Regions from separate parts of the Homo sapiens genome. Here all the other regions are linked to region 1. A link is a contact called in ENCODE Hi-C data. All regions are on one chromosome and are shown on one strand. Each heading gives the region's core, a stretch centred on a gene start or an enhancer-like site at or near the end of the contact. The rest is flanking DNA. Distances are from core to core; before and after follow the strand shown.

Evidence for each region. Hi-C counts contacts between places; a loop is a spot of excess contacts on that map. Pooled maps may share reads with other maps.
Region 2: a pooled map shows a loop between it and region 1 (5-fold over the local background). The contact joins two enhancer-like sites. A Hi-C loop is called at or near these places in 2 of 37 single-sample maps with no recorded cell type and 8 of 50 pooled maps.
Region 3: a loop to region 1 is called in a map of MCF 10A, with 4 times the contacts of the local background. The contact joins two enhancer-like sites. A Hi-C loop is called at or near these places in 1 of 168 maps with a recorded cell type or tissue (MCF 10A), 3 of 37 single-sample maps with no recorded cell type and 7 of 50 pooled maps.

What each region holds. Positions count from the first base shown.
Region 1 is chr3:113,911,278-113,915,637 of GRCh38, forward strand. All of the region lies in intron 9 of GRAMD1C (GRAM domain containing 1C), which reads left to right. Among named protein-coding and RNA genes, the nearest start is that of ZDHHC23, 35 kb to the right of the region's middle. Within about 2 kb of position 1,839, at least 2 of the 41 ENCODE cell types and tissues checked have a DNase peak (open chromatin) inside an H3K27ac peak, as active enhancers do.
Region 2 is chr3:113,571,297-113,575,656 of GRCh38, forward strand. All of the region lies in intron 3 of SIDT1 (SID1 transmembrane family member 1), which reads left to right. Among named protein-coding and RNA genes, the nearest start is that of SIDT1-AS1, 18 kb to the right of the region's middle. Within about 2 kb of position 2,600, at least 2 of the 41 ENCODE cell types and tissues checked have a DNase peak (open chromatin) inside an H3K27ac peak, as active enhancers do.
Region 3 is chr3:113,624,384-113,628,743 of GRCh38, forward strand. It overlaps SIDT1 (SID1 transmembrane family member 1), which reads left to right. Exons shown (of 25, transcript NM_017699.3): 24 at 1,719-1,832; 25 at 3,263-4,360. The coding sequence ends at 3,325. Among named protein-coding and RNA genes, the nearest start is that of MIR4446, 32 kb to the left of the region's middle. RefSeq lists a silencer at 2,571-2,670. Within about 2 kb of position 2,553, at least 7 of the 41 ENCODE cell types and tissues checked have a DNase peak (open chromatin) inside an H3K27ac peak, as active enhancers do.

The sequences.
Region 1 (4,360 bases), core at 589-3,088:
CAGGATGGAGTGCAGTGGTGTGATCTTGGCTCACTGCAATCTCTGCCTCCCGAGTTCAAGCGATTCTTGTGCCTCACCCTCTGGAACACCTGGAGTAGCTGGGATTACAAACATGCACCACCACGCCCAGCTAATTTTTTGTAATTTTAGTAAACAAGGGGTTTCCTCATGTTGGCCAGGGTGGTCTTGAACTCCTGGCTTCAACTGATCCTTTAGCCTCGGCCTTCCAGAGTGTCTGGTGTCTATTCTTATAAGGACACTAATTCTACCAGATCTGGGACCCACCTTATTTAACTTAATTATTTCTTTCCTTCCTTCCTTCCTTCTCCCTCCCTCCTTCCCTTCCCTTCTTCCTTTCTTTCCTTCTTTCTTTTTCTTTCTTTCTTTTCCTTTCTCTCTCTCTTTCTCTCTCTGTTTCTTTCCTTCCTTCCTTCCTTCCTTCCTTCCTTCCTTTTCTTTCTTTCTTTCCTGACAGAGTCTTGCTCTGTCCCCTGAGCTAGAGTGCAGTAGCACGATCTCGGCTCACTGCAACCTCTGCCTCCCGGGTTCACACCATTCTCCTGCCTCAGCCTTCCAAGTAGCTGGGACTACAGGTGCCCACCACCATGCCCAGCTAATTTTTTGTATTTTTGGTAGAGATGGGGTTTCACCATGTTAGCCAGGATGGTCTTGATCTCCTGACCTCGTGATCAGCCCGCCTCGGCCTCCCAAAATGCTGGGACTACAGGCATGAGCCACCGCACCTGGCCAATTAACTTAATTACTTTCTTTAGAGGCCCCATCTCCAAGTACAGCCACACCAGGAGTTAGGGCTTTAACAGAATAATTTGCGGCTACACAAACATTCAGTCCATACCAATAATCTACTTCCTATGGTTAGAGTGAGTTAAAGGGGTAGAGAGAGGCTGGGAATTACCCTAATTGGGCACCTTTAACTCGGAAGGGTTGAAGAAGAGACATCTCCACTGCATTATATATAATACCCAGCACACAATAATATTGTGTTAGTCAATGTAAGCCCATTTCCCAACCATTTTATGTAGATGTAAGTTTACTATGTTAATGTGTTTTCCTTAATATAAAATTTAATTTTTTAAAACATATTTTAAAAACTTCCAAAATATAGATTGTGTGTGTTATACTGCTTTTAGGTTTGAGAAAGATAAAAGATTTTGGTTTTTCTTGGTTGAGCACGGTGGCTCATGCCCGTAATCCCAGTACTTGGAGAGGCCAAGGTGGGAGGATTGCTTGGGCCAGGAGTTTGAGACCAGTCTGGGCAAGACTTGTCTCTACAAAAAATAGAAAATTAGCTGGACATGGTGGTGCATGCCTATAGTCCTAGCTACGCAGGAGGCTGAAGCAGGAGCATCACTTGAGCCCCAGGAGATCAAGGCTGCAGTGAGCTATGATCACACCATTGCACTCTAGCCTGGGCGACAAAAGAGCCAGATCCAGTCTCTTCAAAAAAAAAAAAGATTTAATACTTTTTATGTTTCAGTTTTGAGGATAGATGTTATAGACACTATGATTGTGTTACTTTCTTGTAACCACCAATAGGAGAGAGAAAGGGAAAGAGAAAGAGAAAGCAAAAAATATAATAAAAGTAGTTGTTTAAAGGAAAATTTAGTACAAATTACTTGAGGCTTGTTGTACTTATTAAGTAGGCATTTTAAGGACTCTTTTTCTTAAAATTGTAAGATCCTTGCCATTGAAGTCAATGTAGTGGGAGACATTTGGAAAGATGAAGGGTAACATAGAGACTGCTTTATTAGTGTCCTTACCATTCTTGCTTTAGTATGCAGCTGGGCATGGATTAGTCATACGCTGTTTACCTGAATTTAGGACTTTAGGAAGATCTACTCTGGCCCCCAGTGGCCAAATAGGTAAGTAGCACCAAAACCAGGATTTTTGTTTTCTCTTTCTCACCTGCTTCTTTTATAAGAATGGTCCTTCCAAAGTAGTTTCAGCTGGATGTGGTGGCGCGCGCTTGTAATCCCAGCACTTTGGAAGGCTGAGCCAGGTGGGTCAACTGAGGTCAGGAGTTCGAGACCAGTCTGGCCAATGTGAGGAAAGCCCATCTCTACTAAAAATACAAAAATTAGCTGGGTGTGGTGGCACACGCTTTTAATCTCAAGAGTGAGACTCTGTCTCCAAAAAAAAAAAAAAAAAAAAAAGAATCCTATAAAAGAAACATTATAAGTTGCATAAAGGATAACAATAAAACTGATAAAAATTGTACATATCTAGAAATAAAGAATAATAGTGTATAGATTCATTATTGCACAGGAGCTCTGATCACACTTTGCTCCTTGCAAAGGCTGTTTGGCTTTATAGCAGTAAGAAGGTATATGTAACATTCAGACCTCTGTTTGGGGAGTTTTATTTAAAGTGTATGGCGATTTTTTTCTTATTAGATTATCATTAGATAGCAAATCAAGCGCTCCTACTGGTTTCCCTAAGCACGTTCCAAAATCTTGGACTTGTCATATGTATTAAATGGGTAAAATAATGAATCTGTGTTTTTACTTTTTTAAAGTTGTGAAGTTATGAAGACGGTTGAAGTCAATGAACTGAAGTGACATTTGAAAAGGTCACAAAAAGTAAACCATCCCAGGAGACTGGGGATGTGTGTGTGGGTTTAGAGGGAGTGAGGGAGATTGCAGATCACTTTAAACCAAACATCATTTTATTTAGTGATAGTATATTGATCTACTATAGTAAGCAGGAGAAAGATAACAAGTCAATAAATCAATAAAAATATAACTACAAGTCAGGATAGGTTCTGTGAAGGAAATGAACAAGATCAACAGAATCACCTTTAGTTGTTTTCTTCCTTTGTGAATATTTGAATTATTTTTACAGTGAACATATAATACTTCTGTGTCAGAAAAAGCTGTTTCCCAGGCCTAATTGGAAAGTTACCTCACAAAGCTTAGCAAAATTGCCTAGTTTTGTGATTCATTTCTACGCTGAAGGAGCCATTATTTGAAACTGCAGTAAAGAGTTTTTGCCTACGTAGAGTATTGTTGAAGGGAGAAGCAAATCAATATCTATCTGATATCCATAAGTCCTTTATGCCTCTAGCAAAATAGGGAGACACAAATCATCCAATGAGGGATAAACAGCAGTAGTTGGGGATGAAGCCAGAGCTAGCAGAGTTTTTCTGATCCATAGACTATTGCCCTTTGATTTAACCTGACTAATATTGACAGATGCTTTACCCAGATCATTCTTAGAGCTTGATTTCTGAAACATGGGGAGCTTTTGCAGCAATTTTTATTCTGTATCGATGGGGCATCATCCTTGAGATAATAGTAAGTAATCTTGGTCCTGAAATCATTACAATTTCATATTGAATTGCTTTATGTTACTTCCTCTATTATGCCAGGCTTCTGTTCCTTGGTTTTTTTTTTTTCTTTTCTGTTTGGTTCTTCTAAGTTAAATTCCTTCTGGCGGTATAAAATAGATGTTAAGTTTATGTGCTCTGGAGCTGGAGTGGGTTCAAATTCCAGGTCAGTCACTCACTAGCCATGGAGCCTCGGCAATTATTTCTGTGATTCTGTTTCCCCATCTGGAAATAATGATGATAATACCACTTATCTCATAGCATTGCAGTGAGAATAAGATGAGTCAATACTTGTAAGGTATGTAGCACAATGTCTAACATATAGTAAGCACTATGTAAGTATGGGCTATTTTATATAATATTTCCAGGGCATATGAGAATAGGTGAGCAAGATATTGCTTCTTCATTTGTCACTAGTAGTTTTCAACATCACTATGATTATCAAATTCCCAGAAAAAATGTAATAATTCATTGGGCATTTGTTAGCTTTGATGAATACTTTTCAGAAGGATTTCTTAGTTCTTTTAATGTGTGATGTTGAAAATAGGTTGTGATTACAGTCATTCTTGTCTTTGGGTAGTGAACATTAAGTCAAGTTGAAACATTATTCAGGCTGATAAGCTAAGTGCAGCAGATATTATAGCCATTGATAAATTAATATTTACTGAGTGAGCATTCAGAGGTAGAAGTTGCTAATTTCTATGTTAGATACTATCTTATGTGTCTATATTGTCCTTGTCCCTTTTGAAATATTCTTTTGAGTGACATATTATGGCCATTTGATACCATTCAAGTGAAATATTTCTGTATCTTTTGGGTTTTGACAGTTGAAATATTGATTATATGTAGTTTAGTTAACTATATATTGTTATGCATAGTTATAGGTCATACATATGTATATATTTAATTCCTATTTGGAGTTTTAATAGTGTCCTAGAATGTTCTCCTCATTGTAATCATATTTAAAAACCATTTTATGCCCAAAATAAAAAAAGAAAACCCCACGAAACCCCC
Region 2 (4,360 bases), core at 1,350-3,849, 340 kb before region 1:
AGATCCAGTTACTCAGGAGGTTGAGGCAAGAGGACTGATTGAGCCCAGGAGTTTGTGCTGCTGTGAGCCATGATTGTGCCACTGCACTCTAGGCTGAGCAACAAAATGAGACCCCATCTCTGCAAAATTCCTTTAAAATTGAAACAACTCTACTTTAAAGCATTGCTTGGTGCCATCTACCTATCCTCTGCACACACACACACACACACACACATAAACTGTGCCACTACTCTTTTTCTACACTCCAGTGCCCAGGTGTTTAGTATTGCTAGAGTGTGAAATTGCAGGCAGGCAACAGCAGATGGCTACAGAAACAGGCAAGCCTGTGATCATGGCATAGGAGGATCTTAAGAAGGGGCATTAGGAAATTTAAACGTCTGTAATCCCAGCACTTTGGGAGACCAAGGCGGGCAGATCACCTGAGGTCAGGAGTTCAAGACAAACCTGGCCAATATGGTGAAACTCCGTCTCTACTAAAAAATTCAAAAACTAGCTGGGCATGGTGGTGCACACCTGTAATCCCAGCTACCTGGGGGGCTGAGGCAGGAGAATCACTTGAACCCAGGAGGCAGAGGTTTCAGTGAGCTGAGATTGCACCACTGTACTCCAGCCTGGGCCATAGAGCAAGACTCCGTCTCACACACACACAAAAAAAATTAAACAGTTGTCTATATTGTGATAGTTGTGTGGAGAATGGATTTGAAGAGGACAAAACAGGATGCAGAGAAGTTAGAAGGCTGATGCAGTAGTCAAGATAAATAATGAGGAGGTGAATTGAAATATTAGGAGAGGTGAAATTGCTGAAATTTTATTAGATATGAGGGGAAAAAGAAAAGAGAGAGTCAATAATGCCAGTGTAGCTTGTAGATGGTGGGGCCACTAAGAGAAAATGAGAATTTTGATAAGAAAAAGAACAGATGATAACTTCACTTTGGGACAGGTTGGGTTTGAAATACAGATATCTGGCAAAGTGATGGATGTATACTAACATGACACTTAGGGGAGAGCTCTGAGTTACAGTTAGGCAGACTAGTGCAGTCTTCAGGAACACATCAAGAAGCCTGGTCCACATGATGCCTGGGCAAGACAGGGTTACAGGAGATAGGGCTGGAGAAACAGGCAGTGCCCAACTTTGATCTTTAAGATGTTGGATGCTAGACTATGGAGTAGAACTTCGTCTTTCAGATTATGGGAGCCATTAAAGGATTGTGAGCAACAGGATAGCATTCAGAGATCTGATTTCTAGAGATGACATGAGTGGCAGTGTGGAAGAGGAATTACAGAGATGAAAGATGAGGGACAAACAGGCAAATGAAAAGTTATCTGAATGGAGAAGAAAGAAAAATGATTAGAACTTGAATGTGTATGGCAGCAACAAGGTTGTAAGGGAGAAAACGAGTCAAATAGTACACATGGAGATAATTCATAATTCAGCAAATATATGTGGCAGAATAAAATTTATAGTCCTCCATGAATACTTGCAGCCTTCAGCCCTCCTCTAGCCTTCTAAGTAGGGATCTTGAGTCTGTTTTAAGAGGAGAGAGTGTGTGAGTGAGATAGCTCAGCTACTATGCTGTGAAAAGTAATAGATTTTTTGAAGAAATGGGTGGATAAGAGAATTTTAGACCATTTTGCTATGTGTCATACTATATAATTACCTTTGGTATTTTGGAGGAGACTACAATAAAGATTTACATTCCTTTTTTTTTTTTTCTCTCTTAATGATGCTGTACTGAGCAAACATGGTGCTCCAGGTGGTGGCAGGTTACTTTTACACTAATAGAATGAGTAGGACCTGGTGATTAATCAAATGTGGAAAGCGATAGAAAGGGGGTAGTCCAACATGACTCCTACAGTGATGTCAGAAGTCTGGTGAGGTTTACTGACAAAGGGACATAGTAGGTCAGGATCAGGGAAGTGACAGCACATTCCCTTTTATCATGTGGAGTTTGAGGTGTTCAAGGGATGGTCAAGTGCAGAAGCCCAGCAGGGGATCACTATTCTGTGACTGGGGCTCAGGAGATGGCCCTGGGCTGGACACAGGGACTTGAGATTCACTGGCATTATTGTGGTATTTACAGCAGCTGGATACACATTGTAAAACGAGTTGATCAAGAACAAGGCTGTGGGTAACATTCTCATTTAAGGGATGATCTGAGAAACTGAAGCTATCATAAGGGGCTGAGTAGACACAGCCAGAGGTGTGGGAGAAATCCCTGGGGGTTAAGTCACTGGATTTAGCGATTAGATAGTGCTATGGTCTCAATGTTTACTTTCCCCAAAATTCATATTGAAATCTCCACAGTGATGGTACTTGGAGGTGGGGCCTTTGGGAGATGATTAGGTCGTGAGAGTGGAGCCCTTGTGAATGGGATTAATACCTTTATGAAAGAGTCCCCAGAAAGGCCCTCTGTCCTTTACACCACATGAGGATGCAGTGAGAAGGCACCATCTATGAGGAAGCAGGCTCTCATCAGACACCTTGATCTTGAACCTGCTAGCCTGTAAAACTGTAAGAAATAATAGATTTCCATTCTTTATAAGTCACCGAGTTGACAGTATTTTTGTTATAGCTGCCTGAATAGGCTAAGACAGGAGGTGACTCTTACCCTTAGCAAAGGAAATTTCAAGGGCGTGGTGGAGAAAGAATCCTGATAGCAGTGGGTGGAGGAAAGAATGAAAGAGAGATAAACATGGAATACTCCTAGAAGCAGCTGGTTTGTGAAGAGAGGAAGGACATAGGATGACATTAAAGGATGGCGATCCAGGGAAAAGGGAGGCATTTGGGTGGGGTGTTTGTTATTTGTTTTGAAAATGGTTGAGACTAGAATATATTTATAAACAAAGAGGTAGAAAGGCAGATTAAATTCATAGGAGAGTTGGATATTTGTAGATGCAAAGTGCCAGAGAATGATAGAAAGAATGAGAATTAAGTACATGAGTGCGGAGTTTATACTTAGACCAGAGGAATGAAGGGCAGACAGTTCCCAATGACAAGAAGGTCGGTGGGAAAGCTACAGTCCTGAAGGGAGTTCATAGCAGATGGCAGAAGGAGATAACAGGGAATGATATTCTGAAGTTCATAGTTCAAGTGAATAATAGGATATCATTTCCTTCAACAAACAAAGGAGGGGCTTTGAATGCACACTGTGCTCTGTGCTAGGGGCTTGTTAATCAAGATGAGTAAGGTGCTGTGAATCTCACAGTCCTCTCTGGTGCTCACCTCAAAAACTACTGAAAGTTTGTCCTGCCTCTCTTTCTATGTAGTCTTTTGTCCCATCCCTTTTCTTTTTCTTCTACTTGATTACTCTCCTCTCTGTATTTCTTCTCCCTCTCTCTACCCCCGACCCATGGGCCCCTTTCTGCCTCTTCTCCTGACTCCCCTATCTGCACCCCCATCTCTCAAGTCCATGGGTTTCTTCTCCCTTCTCCCTTTTCTTGAAATAGCCAGCACAAGGAAACAAAATTGTTTTTTAGCCTCTTATGTTTAACAAATAAACATAACATAAACATGTTAAAATGTGTTTAATTTTTAAAACAAATCAGTTGAAATTTTTATACTTCTTTCTCTAAAACTAACAATCCATGAGCTTCAGTTAGCTTTGTTCTGTTGTCAATGACCCCTAACAAAATAAACCCTCCCCACCTCTGTTAGGGTTCATGTGGAAGGAAGCAGAATATTTCATCTGCAACAGATACAATGTTTATTTTGCACATACTGCCGACTCCATGAGAAAGAGAGGACATAAATGGTAGTCTTAAACACAGTAACATGTTTTACAAGTTTGCATGCATTGTACTAGCAAATAAAACATAAAGAACAAGAAAAAACAGAAAGTGAATATCAAATCTTCATACATTTAGTATTATGACTGAAACTCAAATGATGGGGAAAATTAAAATCTCTGGCAAAAAAATATGGGTTTCTTCTGCAAATTTCATGCTGTCATGAGGAACCGATGGACTTGAAAGATCAGGGTGCAGACAAGAGAGTAAGGAGAAGTCATGTCGCCAGCCAAGAAAATCATGTCTTCTTTGTTCTCTGATCTGGCAACAAAGAATTGAAGGTCTCATGTTGCCCTGGTAACACCGGGAGACACTCCCAGACTGCTGAAAGGGCTCTACCCAGCCCACACAAAGTGTCACAGGTCCAAACTCTGGCCAAGGACTCTCTGGAGCAGAAACATAACTGGGTTTGACACTCACTTTAGCTTCTTTAGGCGACTTAAGGACAGAAGTTTTCAGTTCTGCTTCAGAAGAACCAATCCTCAACATTGATTATGATTTCTGTTGCAAGTAGATATATAAAAATTACATCTATTGTTGCGAGCTAAATTCTGAGCCCAGCCTGATGACAGCC
Region 3 (4,360 bases), core at 1,303-3,802, 290 kb before region 1:
TTCACTTAATGTGTCCTAGGTTCAAGCATGCTGTAACATACATAGTACTTCATGTCTATTCATTGCTGAAAAATATTCCGTTGTACTGATATATCACATTTTATCTACCTGCTCATCAGTTGATGGACAGTTGGATTGTTTCTATTTTTGTGTCATTATGAGTGATGCTGCTGTGAATATTTGTGTACAAGTTTTTTCCTTGAGGTAAAATATACATATAAAATTTACCATCGTTACCATTTTAAAATGTGCAGTTCAGTGGTCATAAATACATGTATATTCTTTGGTTTTTCCCCTCATCTCCCTCTCCCCCCACCCTTCCTGGACTCTGGTAACCACCAAACTATTCTCTGTCTTCACGGGATCCACTTTTCTAGCTGCCTCATATGAGTGAGAACATGCAATATTTGTCATTTTGTGCTTCACTTATTTCACTTAACATAATGGCCTCGAGTTCCATACGTGTTGCTGCAAATGGCAGGATTTTATTCTTTTTTATGGCTGAATAGTATTTTATTGTGTTTGTAGGTGTATGTACATTGTCTATGTAGATATGTGTATCATATTGTCTTTGTCCATACCTCTGTTGATGGGCACTTAGATCGATTCCATATTTTGCCTATTGTGAACAGTGCTGTAATAAACATGGGAGTGCAGATAACTCTTTGACATACTGATTTCTTTTCTTTTGGATATATATCAAGTAGTAGAATTGCTGGATCATATGGTAGCTCTATTTTTTTCTTTCTTTCTTTTTTTTGGGGGGGCGGGGGGACGGGGTCTCCCTCTGTCTCCCAGGCTGGAGTGCAATGGCGCAATCTCGGCTCACTGCAACCTCCACCTCCCAGGTTCAAGTGATTCTCCTGCCTCACCCTCCTGAGTAGCTGGGACTACAGGCGCCCACCACCGTGCCCAGCTAATTTTTTTGTATTTTTAGTAGAGACGGGGTTTCACCATGTTGGCCAGGCTGGTCTCAAACTCCTGACCTTAGGCGATCCACCTGCCTCTGCCTCCCATGGTCCTGGGATTACAGGTGTGAGCCACCACACCCGGCCATAGCTCTATTTTTAGTTTTTTGAGGAACTTCCAAACTGTTCTCCACAGTGGCTGTACTAATTTACATTCCCACCAACAGTGTGTGAGAGTTCCCTTTCCTCCACATCCTCGCCAGCATCTGTTATTGCCTGTCTTTTTGATACGAGCCTTTTTAACAGGGGTAAGATGATATCTCATTGTAGTTTTGATTTGCATTCTCTGATGATCAATGATGTTGAGCACCTTTTCATATGCCTGTTTGCCATTTGTATGTCTTCTTTTGAGAAATGTCTATTCAGATCTTTTGCCCATTTTTAAATTGGATTTTTTTTCCCTTACAGTTCTTTCAGCTCCTTATATATTCTGGTTATTAATTTCTTGTCAGATGGATAGTTTGCAAATATTTTCTCCCATTCTGTGGGTTGTCTCTTCACTTTGTTCGTCATTTCCTTTGCTGTGCAGAAGCTTCGTAGCTTGATGTAATCTCGCTTCTCTATTTTTGCTTTGGTTGCCTGTGCTTTTGAGGTCTTTGTGTACAGGTTTTTGTGTGGATGGATGTTTTCTTGGAAGCTAACTTTTCGAACCAGACATCTAGTAGCGTTTTTGTGGCTTTCTGGACGTTCAACTCTTTGAACAGTTGAACTGTGGGAATCTTGCCCATGTCCTGCCTCACCTTCCTCCAGGGAACTCCGGCCGAATCCCGGGAGAAGAACCGCGAGTGCATTCTGCTGGATTTCTTCGATGACCATGACATCTGGCACTTCCTCTCTGCTACTGCTCTGTTTTTCTCATTCTTGGTGAGTTCATATCTATCTTTTTGTGACTTTCTTCTCTCTTTACATCTTGTACTCTCTTTTTCTTCTGCTCTTCCTTACTTTTTTTTATATTCCTCTCTAATTTTACTTTCCATTTCCTCCTTGTAATTCAATGTACAGACCATCTTATTTCTTTCATAAATTTTATATCCTTTGGTTAGATCTTTAGTTTTTCTTTTACTCTTCAATATCTTTAGACACAGAGGGACAAAATTACTTTCCCTAAGTTGCACAGCACGTTTGTTCTGAATTGGTTATTAGACCCACATGCCCAGAATTCCCCCAGGAACCACTTTTAGCAATTCCGATAACATTGGGTTATTCCTTCTTATGCCATACTCACATTCCTCCTCCTCCTCCTCCTCCTCCAGTCTCCCTGAATATTTCACAAATATTTTACATATTCCTTAAGTGGCTTGGGGTAGCAGCCACGTGTCTGTTGCCTTCTGACCAGTCTGTCCCAAATCTCTCCTGTAGTTTCTCTATTTTTTTGCCCCAACCCTTTCTCAGAAGCCATGAGTATTTATATCAACCCTGGATTATAGTTCCATCCTTTAATCCTAACTTTGATTTTTCCCAATTAAAAGTCCATGGTGCCTGTAGGCAGGTTCAATTGACAATTAACAACCCTACTAGACTCCCGGGCTCCAGACCTACTAGATGCCCGGGCTCCACGCAAAGCGGGCTCAGGCAGGCCATATGACTTCAAGAGTGGAGCAGGGCTATCCTCTAGTGGCCAGTTTGGGAAGCTTGGCCAATCTGTATAAACAGTCCTTACGTCTTTTACTTTTGATCGTCACCTTCATGAGAGAGACAGAGACAGCAAAAGTGGAACTAAAGATTCCACGTGGGGCAGTAGTAGTCAAATGAACTAGAAATGGAGGAGGAGGGTACATTTCTTATATAGCAATACTCTATCCAACAGGACTTTATTCCTTTGACTCTTGACCTAAATGTCCCCTAAGTAATGACTTCCCAGGCCACCCTATCAAAATTTTTTACCTCCCCACACCTGATACTTCCTGTATTTCCTCCCTTATTTAACTTCTATCCTTAGCACTTATTACTATCTAACATGCTATATTTTACTCATGTATTTGTTTCACGTCTAAAGCCCTCTTTAGAATGTAAGCTACATGGAGAATAGGGATTTTTGTCTCTTTCATTACCAACTATATCTCCATAGCATCTGGAATAGCACATCATAAACCTTCATGAATATTTAATTGACAAATGAATTGTATAATTATAATAAGTGCCTATTAAGAGCAAAGGATTGCAGAGAGCTGCAGAAGGCATGAGAATGAGAGGGAACTAACAGTTTCCAGTCTGTGTGCATCTCAGAGAGAAAACAGGACTTAGTGTGACAGTGACTGTCCATTCCTTTCATTTCTCTGTCCCTCTCACTTCAGGTTTTGTTAACTTTGGATGATGACCTTGATGTGGTTCGGAGAGACCAGATCCCTGTCTTCTGAACCTCCAACATTAAGAGAGGGGAGGGAGCGATCAATCTTGGTGCTGTTTCACAAAAATTACAGTGACCACAGCAAAGTAACCACTGCCAGATGCTCCACTCACCCTCTGTAGAGCCAACTCTGCATTCACACAGGAAGGAGAGGGGCTGCGGGAGATTTAAACCTGCAAGAAAGGAGGCAGAAGGGGAGCCATGTTTTGAGGACAGACGCAAACCTGAGGAGCTGAGAAACACTTGCTCCTTCCATCTGCAGCTTTGGGAGTGCAACAGGGATAGGCACTGCATCCAAGTCAACTCACCATCTTGGGGTCCCTCCCACCCTCACGGAGACTTGCCAGCAATGGCAGAATGCTGCTGCACACTTCCCTCCAGTTGTCACCCTGCCCAGAAAGGCCAGCAGCTTGGACTTCCTGCCCAGAAACTGTGTTGGCCCCCTTCACACCTCTGCAACACCTGCTGCTCCAGCAAGAGGATGTGATTCTTTAGAATATGGCGGGGAGGTGACCCCAGGCCCTGCCCTACTGGGATAGATGTTTTAATGGCACCAGCTAGTCACCTCCCAGAAGAAACTCTGTATATTTCCCCCAGGTTTCTGATGCCATCAGAAGGGCTCAGGAGTGGGGTTTGTCACACATTCCTCTTAACAAGTAACTGTCACTGGGACCGAGTCCTGGGTGCTTACATATTCCTTCGTGTCTTCATCTCACTGACCTGTGTGGACCTCATCACTCTGACTCTGCCTTCTTGGAAAGGCCCTGTCACTCCACAGATGTCTGGCCAGCTTCAAGGCAGAAGGAAAAACAGGAAAAGCTCTTTTAACAGCAGCAGGAACAAGAGAAATGACTAACCATACTAAAAGACTGGTAACAGCAGCAGCAGCCAGACAGGCCTCACCTTAAGGACTTGGGCTGCCAGAGCAAATTCAGCAGAGCTTATTTGGCCTCCCATTCACACAGCTCAGTTCTGTGCCCACATCACCTTTGGGGAAGAAATCAGCATTCTAATCAGGGACACTACTTCAGGAGTCCTCCACAGC